Regions from separate parts of the Homo sapiens genome. Here region 1 is linked to region 2. A link is an interaction called in ENCODE POLR2A ChIA-PET data of the cell type or tissue named here. Cell type or tissue: endothelial cell of umbilical vein. All regions are shown on one strand.

Region 1 (4,000 bases), 570 kb after region 2:
TGAACAAGGCCTGGAACAAGACCTGGCCAGGGGTTGCAGTGGGGCTGGGCTGCAGATGGTCAGGGCTCTGCTCACCTCACCTCTCTCTCTCTGTTCCTTTCTCCCCCTCTCCCTGTGCCCACATCTTGCTGCAGGCTCCCGGGCAGAGAAGAAAGCAGAGCCCCCACCTAGCAAGCCCACGGTGGCCAAGACGGGGCTGGCACTGATCAAGGATTGTTGCGGGGCCACCCAGTGCAACATCATGTAGCCCCCACGTGGGGTGCCCTGGGCCATGGGGACCCCCCCCCACCCTCTTGTCTTTATAGCCCCCATTTCACCGGGGCCCAAGAGCTCTCCAAGGCAGAAGGGGTTGAAGGCAAGCCCGTGACTGTCACCAGAGGCCATGGGCACGGCAGGCGGGCCTGGCCACCCTGTACAGAGTGTAGCAGTAGGGAGTCTCTCACCGTCGCATGGTCCTCCCCAGAGCATGCCGAACCCAGGAGTCTGTCTCACTGTTTATCCAAACACCAGGAAAGGTCCTCCCTCAAAAAAGCATATCTCCACTTCTCTCTAGCTGTATCTAACCCACCGTGTGAATGAACTGGGAGAGGGGCATGCTCCCCAGCTGTGTGTAGTCGTGACTTCTCAACAATCTAGCACCATGTCGGACACGTTCCCCATCCACCCTCCTAGCTCTGCTCTCAGAGCTAGGCACATGGGCACAGGTCCCCTCCCGTCTGTCCTCTCCCAGCAACTGTGCCCTGGAGGGCTCCACATGGCCCCCGTGTCTCTCGGGCACCACCCATATAGCAGTCCCAGAGGGCCCATCTGTAAAGATCGAGCTTGTGTGTGGTGTCGTGGTCACATCTCCCGCTTCCCCCCATCCTGTGTCTGGGCACAGTTCACATCAGGACAGCGTCCATTGTGCTCTCAGTCTGCCTCAGGTGTGTGCCTGGAGGGGGCCTGGACTGGCATGGATCCAGTGTGCAGAAGAGCCAGCAGGGAACCGGAAGCTCTGATGTCAAGGCCAGAGCAGTTGAGAATGGGACCCAGAGTAGATGCTGACCTGGGCACTCCACCATTCCGGGGCCACCACAGAGATGCCAGCAGGATGCCACTTTGCCAGCCCGACACACGGACCTTTGTAAAGAACAGCAACAGGCAGGAGAGGCAGCGTGTGACCAGATTGTGTCCCGTCATTGGGTGGCATATGTTAACTAGCTGCCAAACAACTTCAACCCGTGTAATTCATGTACATTTGCAACAGCCAGCCCGGTACAGCCTGTGTGACTTCTCTGTATGTGTGTGTGTGTCGTGACCAGCCTAAGTAGTTAGCATAACTCAAGATGCTGATGTGCAGTCACCCATCAGAGAAAATAAAAATGGAAACCACGTTCACAGCATTTTAAAAGTTTTTACTTTTTTTCTTGATTATGGAAGTAATCCATGTACATAGTAAATCATTTTAAAAGTACAAAAAGTATGAAGAAGTTTGTCTTAAAAAAAAAAAAAATTATTCCTCCAACTAGAGACCACTCTGATGTTTCGACGTTTTAAAAAAGTCTTTTTTTGTGCATTTTTTCATCGTTGACATCATATTGTGGTATCATTTATAACCAGTTTTTTCCTACTTATTATACCACCATCTTCCACATCATTAAAAGCTCTTTGTAAACATTAAACACTCTTCATAAATCATGCCAATGTCTGTTTAGTAATCCATCTTGTGGATGTACTGTAATTCATCTAATCATTTCCTCACTATTGGATGTGTAGACTGGTTCTAGGTTTTCTTATAAATAGTGTCTTGGATTAGCCAGGCATGGTAATGGGTGCCTGTAATCCCAGCTACTTGGGAGGCTAAGGCAGGAGAATCACTTGAACCCAGGAGGCAGACGTTGCGGTGAGCCGAGATCGTGCCATTGCACTCCAGCCTGGGTGACAGAGCAAGACTCCATCTCAAAAAAAAACAAAAAAAGTGTCTTGGGCCAGGCGCTGAGGCGGGAGGATTGCTTGAGTCCAGGAGTTCGAGACCAGCCTGGGCAACATGGCAAAACCCTGTCTCTACTAAAAATACAAATAGCTGGGCATATGCGGTGGCGCGGGCCTGTGATCCCAGCTACTTGGGAGGTGGGAGGATTGCTGGAGCCTGGGAGGTTCCAGCTGCAGTGAGCCATGATCACACCACTGTATTCCAGCCTGGGCAACAGAGCAAGATCGCACCCCCTGGAAAAAAAAAATAGTGTCTTGATAAACATCTAGGGGGATAAGGTTTCATCTGAATTTTTTATTTTTTCCTTAAGATAAACTCCTAGAAGTAAAATTATTGGGCCATTCATAAGTAGCATTTTCAAAATATTTGTAAATTGGCTGGGTGCGGTGGCTCGCATCTGTAATCCCAGCACGTCGGGAGGCAGAGGCAGGCTGATCACTTGAGGCCAGGAGTTCGCGACCAGCCTGGCCAATACAGAGAAACCCCATCTCTACCAAAAAATACAAAAATTAGCTGGGTGTGGTGACTTGTGCCTGTAATCCCAGCTACTCAAGAAGCTGAGGCAGGAGAATCTCTTGAACATGGGAAGCAGAGGTTACACTGAGCTGAGATTGCGCCACTGCACTCCAGCCTGGGTGACACAGCGAGACTTCGTCTCGAAAAAAAAAAAAAAATTTGTAGATCAAAAGGTCTTTGGTTGGACAGGCCCTCCCAGCAGGCTGCTAGACCCCAGTCCTCCCACTCTGCGTGTTCGCGGCTTTGGTCTGCACACCACTTCCCACCATTCTGATGCTGAAAAGGGTCCCTTGGGCTACTCAGTGCCACCACAATGGCCTCAGAGGACCCCGTGTCCTCCTTCACCAACCTAGACCAATCATGAAGCCAGACTCTTCGTGTACTGGGGATGCCATAATGAATGACCTTCTACTGGGTGACTTAAAACAGTGGAACCGTCTCCTTTCACAGTCCTAAAGGCCAGAAGCCTGAAATCAACCTGTCTGCGGTGCTCTGCTCCCTCTGTGGGGAAGAATCTTCTTTTGCCTCTTGCAGCTCCTGGTGGCTCCTGGCACCTTGGCAGTTCCCTGGCTGCACCACTCCAGTCTTCACCTCTGTCTCCACGTGGCCGCCTCCGCTGTATATGTGCCTCTGTGCACCCTCTCATCTTAAAAAGACACCAGTCATTGGAGTGAGGGCCACCCGAATGCAGTATGATCTCATTTGGACCCTTTCCTTAATTACTTCTGCAAAAACCCTCTTTCCAACCAAGGTCACATTCTGAGGCTCCACGTAGACATGCATTTGGGGAGGACCCAATTCCACCCACCACAGACCCCTCCCGCTCCAACGTGCAGTGAAAACTCAGGCTGCAAAGGGCCCACCGCCCTCTTTTCCCCATAAAAAATGTGGGTCAAGGCTGGGCACTGTGGATCATGCCTGTAATCCCAGCACTTTGGGAGGCCGAGGTGGGAGGCTCACTTGAGGTCAGGAGCTCATGACCAACTTGGCTAACATGGTGAAACCCCATGTCTACTAAAAATACAAAAATTAGCAAGTGTGGTGGCACATGCTTGTAATCCCAGCTACTCGGGAGGCTAAGGCAGGAGAATCGGTTGAAACCAGGAGGCGGAGGTTGCAAAGAGCCGAGATCGCACCATTGCACTCCAGCCTGGGCAACAGAGTGAGACTCCATCTCGGAAAAAAAAAAGGGGGGGCTTGGGGGGTCCGGGCGTGGTGGCTCAAGCCTGTAATCCCAGCACTTTGGGAGGCCGAGGCGGGCGGATCACGAGTTCAGGAGATCGAGACCATCCTGGCTAACACGGTGAAACCCCATCTCTACTACAAATACAAAAAATTAGCCGGGCGTGGTGGTGGACGCCTGTAGTCCCAGCTACTCAGGAGGCTGAGGCAGGAAAATGGCGTGAACCCGGGAGGCGGAGCTTGCAGTGAGCAGAGCTTGCGGTGAGCAGAGATTGTGCCACTGCACTCCAGCCTGGGCGACAGAGCGAGACTCCATCTCAAAAAAAAAGG
Region 2 (4,000 bases):
CCCCAGCCTGGGTGACAGAGCCAGATCCTTTCTTAAAAAAAAAAAAAAAAAATTCTTTAAAATATAATGTCAGGCCAGGCACAGTGACTCAAGCCTGTAATCCCAGCACTTTGGGAGGCCGAGGCGGGCAGATTACGAGGTCAGGAGATCAAGACATCCTGGCTAACATGGTGAAACCCCGTTTCCACTAAAAATACAAAAAAATAGCTGGGTGTGGTGGTGGGCACCTGTAGTCCTAGCTACTTGGGAGGCCGAGGCAGGAGAATGGCATGAACTCGGGAGGCAGAGGTTGCAGTGAGGTGAGATCGCACCACTGCACTCCAGCCTTGGTGACAGAGTGAGACTCTGTTTCTGTAAAAAATAAATAAGTAAATAAATAAAACTTGCCAGGTGTGGTGGTGGGCACCTGTAGTCCCAGCTACTTGAGAGGCTGAGGCAGGAGAATGGCTTGAACCCGGGAGGCGGAGCTTGCAATGAGCCGAGATTGTGCTACTGCACTTCAGCCTGGGCGACAGAGTGAGACCCTATCTCAAAAAAAAAAGAAAAAAAAAAAAAAAGGCAAAAAACTACAGTGACAGAAGCAGATCAGGATTTTCCAGGGCCAGTGAGGAGTCAGGGAAAGGGTAATTATATTGGGGTTGATGGGATTTGGGGGTTGATGGAAGTATTCTGAATCTTGATTGTGTTGATGGTTACATGCTCTATATATTTGTCAAAACTCATTGGACCGTATACTTACATGAGTGAGTTTTGTTGCATGTAAATCATACTACAATAGGCCGAGCATGAGAGCTCATGCCTGTAGTCCCAGCACTTTGGGAGGCTGAGGCAGGCAGATCACAAGGTCAGGAGTTCAAGACCAGCCTGACCAATGTGGTAAAACCCCATCTCTACTAAAAATGCAAAAATTAGCCAGGTGTGGTGGTGTGCACCTGTAGTCCCAGCTACTTGGGAGGCTGAGGCAGGAAAATCGCTTGAACCTGGGAGGTGGAGGTTGCAGTGAGCCAAGATCGCACCACCGCACTGTAGCCTGGGCGACAGAAAGGGTCTCTGTCTCAAAAAAAAAAAAAAAAAAAAAAATCATACTACAATAAAACTGCTTATTTAGGCCGGGTGCGGTGGCTCATGCATGTAATTCCAGCACTTTGAGAGGCCAAGGCGGGAAGATCACCTGAGGTCAGGAGTTCAAGACCAGCCTGGCCAAAATGGCGAAACCCTGTCTCTACTAAAAATATAAAAATTAGCTGGTTGTGGTGGCAGGCACCTGTAATCCCAGCTACTTAGGAGGCCGAGGCAGGAGAATAGCTTGAACCCAGGAGGCTGAGATTGCAGTGAGCCGAGATTGCGCTGCTGCACTCCGGCCTGGGCAACAGGGTGAGACTCTGTCTCAAAAAAAAAAAAAAAAGACAAAATAGAAAAACCACATAAATATTCACTTTATTGCCAACAGGAAAACCATCACTTCCTGCCTTATTGTTTAAAAACACAAATTCACCCATATTCAATCACATGATAAACTGGAGGGGCTGCAGTTTGCATGTGACTGAGTGACTTGCCAGTGTGATTATGTTGCAGATGTCAGCAGACACATGTCAAGGGTTAGTCACCAGACATTGCCAAGAAATACGAAAAGAGAATCTGCATGCGATCCAGGCACTAACACAGCAGTACGCTTTTATTTTGCTGGAAGAGCCTGTGGCACAGCCCATGCATTGACATTTGATCTTGTTTCAGCTAAACTAAATGTGTCTGTTAAGATTTTTTTTTTTTAATTTGAGGTAGATTTAGGTATGAGGGGAAAAAGTTTTCAGCCCTTTTCCTGGCATAGACCTTACAAAAGAACTACTTTCTTTAGCTGTGTTTGTTGAGGCCGTTGGTGAGTGTTTGAAATCTTTTTAGTTGGCTTACTGCTAACTGGAAATTTAGGACGGTTGGGGGAATGCCTGACTCAACGTTTTAACTAAGCTCTCTCTGAAAAGGGATCTCCCCAGCAAAATCTGTAGTGCAATCAATTACCAAGGGAGCGGCTGAAAGTGCTTAATATGCTTAAGCTGGCTTCAGAATGCATGTTCTGTATTACAAGGAACCTGGGTGGAAACAAAACAAATTCATCTATATGTTTTGTTTGTTTGTTTTTTGAGCTGGAGTCTTGCTTTGTTGCCCAGGCTGGAGTGCAGTGGCACGATCTCGGCTCACTACAAGCTCTGCCTCCCAGGTTCACGCCATTCTCCCGCCTCGGCCCCGCGAGTACCTGGGACTATAGGCGCCCACCACTACACCCGGCTAATTTTGTTTTTGTATTTTTAGTAGAGACGGGATTTCACCGTGTTAGCCAGGATGGTCTCCATCTCCTGACCTTGTGATCCACCCGCCTGGGCCTCCCAGAGTGCTGGGATTACAGATGTGAGCCACTGTGCCCAGCCCACCTATATGATTTTTATAAAGGGCATATCTAAATCAAAATAATCCAGGAAGTGACAATAAAATAAAAAGGTGGAAAAGTTTATCTTGGACAAATGCTGACAAAATGAAAGTACCATAGCCATATTAGTGTGGGATAAAATAGACTTCATATTGATGAAAGATGTAATCTCCTAAAAGAAATAACAGTTATACCTGCTGGGCACGGTGGCTCATGCTTATAATCCCAGCACTTTGGAAGGCCGAGGCAGGTGGATCACGAGGTCAGGAGTTCGAGACCAGCCTGGCCAACGTAGTGAAACCCCGTCTCTACTAAAAATACAAAAAAATTAGCCGGGCGTGGTGGCCACCGCCTGTAATCCCACCTACTTGGGAGGCTGAGGCAAGGAGAATTGCTTGAACCTGGGAGGTGGAGGTTGCAGAGTTGAGATCATGCCACTGCACTCTAGCCTGGGCGACAGTGTGAGACTCCGTCTCAAAAAAAAAAAAAAACAGTTATGAATGCTTGTGAACATAACTTTAAAATATATAAAGGAAAGCTAAAGGAAAAGTCTGATGTAACACAAGTATATATTGACAAACCACAATCTTGGTGGGAGATTTGAATATATTTCTCATGAGTCAGCAGATCAAGTAGATAGAAAATAAGTATATAAAAGAATTCAATGACACAATTAGATACATGTAATAGAGATTACATACTCTTCAAAGCTTGTAATAAGTCAACTCACAAACACTGATTTTAAGTCCTTCCACAAAGAAAATCTCAATAAAATAGGGATATAATAAGTCACTTCCCTCCTAGGGCGATAATGTGTATAAAAGTGTTTAAGGTATAAAGCCTTAGAAAACATTTGTTCCTTTTAATGCCCTGATGTGTTTTATCCTAGGAACGGCAGCAGTAGGACACACAGACAAGATTGGGAGATTGAAAGAACTCTGTGAGCAGTATGGCATATGGCTTCATGTGGAGGGGTAAGCCGGCGGTGAGGCTGGTGGCTCCATTCGGGCCTGCACAGAGTCCTTATGAGGACTGGACATCCAGGCTCTCACTTTGGTGACATTTATCACGAAGGGCTCTTTGGGTCACAGATCACAAAATAACCCAAATTGGCTTAAGCCCAAAGAGATCTTACTGGCTCACATAACTACAAAGAGCAGTGTTATGACTGCCTCAGGCACGACATCAACCAGGATCCAGTGTGTTACTCCCACCTCTGCTCCCCCAGTCACAGGCACTGGGCTTGGTTTCCTCTATCTGTGGACAGATCTTCCTGTTACAGTGCAAAGTAGCTGCAGAAACTCCAGCCTTCTTTCCAGCTTCGTGGTCAGCTGGAAGTCCTAACAGAAGTCTCGTATTGAACCAGCCACTGTGGCCAGGGAGAAGTAATCCTCTGATAGTTGAGGTTCTTTGCTCTCCTCTGGAGCAGATAGTGGTGTCTCCTCCCCACAAAGCTCATGTTCTGCTGGAAGAAATGGAGATGGCGCCCTGGAAGGCTATTGTAGGGCCATTAAGAGAAGCAGGGGGAACGGACGTGGGCAGCCAGAGTAGCCCATATCCACCACATCATACAGGGAG

The links. ChIA-PET counts read pairs that join two places held together with the same protein. Peaks named below come from ENCODE experiments on the same cell type or tissue, not always from the same donor. Only the 100,000 strongest peaks of a DNase experiment are listed, where the experiment ranks them.
Region 1: POLR2A ChIA-PET joins it to region 2 with 5 read pairs; 2 of 35 experiments call an interaction of 5 or more read pairs at or near these places.

What each region holds. Positions count from the first base shown.
Region 1 is chr16:15,586,583-15,590,582 of GRCh38, forward strand. It overlaps MPV17L-BMERB1 (MPV17L-BMERB1 readthrough), which reads left to right. Exons shown (of 6, transcript NM_001414674.1): 6 at 135-1,677. The coding sequence ends at 247. BMERB1 (bMERB domain containing 1) reads left to right here. Exons shown (of 6, transcript NM_033201.3): 6 at 135-1,677. The coding sequence ends at 247. Among named protein-coding and RNA genes, the nearest start is that of MIR6506, 23 kb to the right of the region's middle. RefSeq lists enhancers at 502-1,003, 3,944-4,000. In endothelial cell of umbilical vein, no CTCF peak of the experiment used is centred here; no DNase peak of the experiment used is centred here; H3K27ac peaks cover 265 bases.
Region 2 is chr16:15,012,818-15,016,817 of GRCh38, forward strand. It overlaps PDXDC1 (pyridoxal dependent decarboxylase domain containing 1), which reads left to right. Exons shown (of 23, transcript NM_015027.4): 9 at 3,312-3,396. Among named protein-coding and RNA genes, the nearest start is that of MIR1972-1, 4.4 kb to the left of the region's middle. RefSeq lists a silencer at 193-298 and enhancers at 3,089-3,590, 3,591-4,000. In endothelial cell of umbilical vein, no CTCF peak of the experiment used is centred here; DNase peaks (open chromatin) are centred at 1,357 and 1,616; H3K27ac peaks cover 1,489 bases.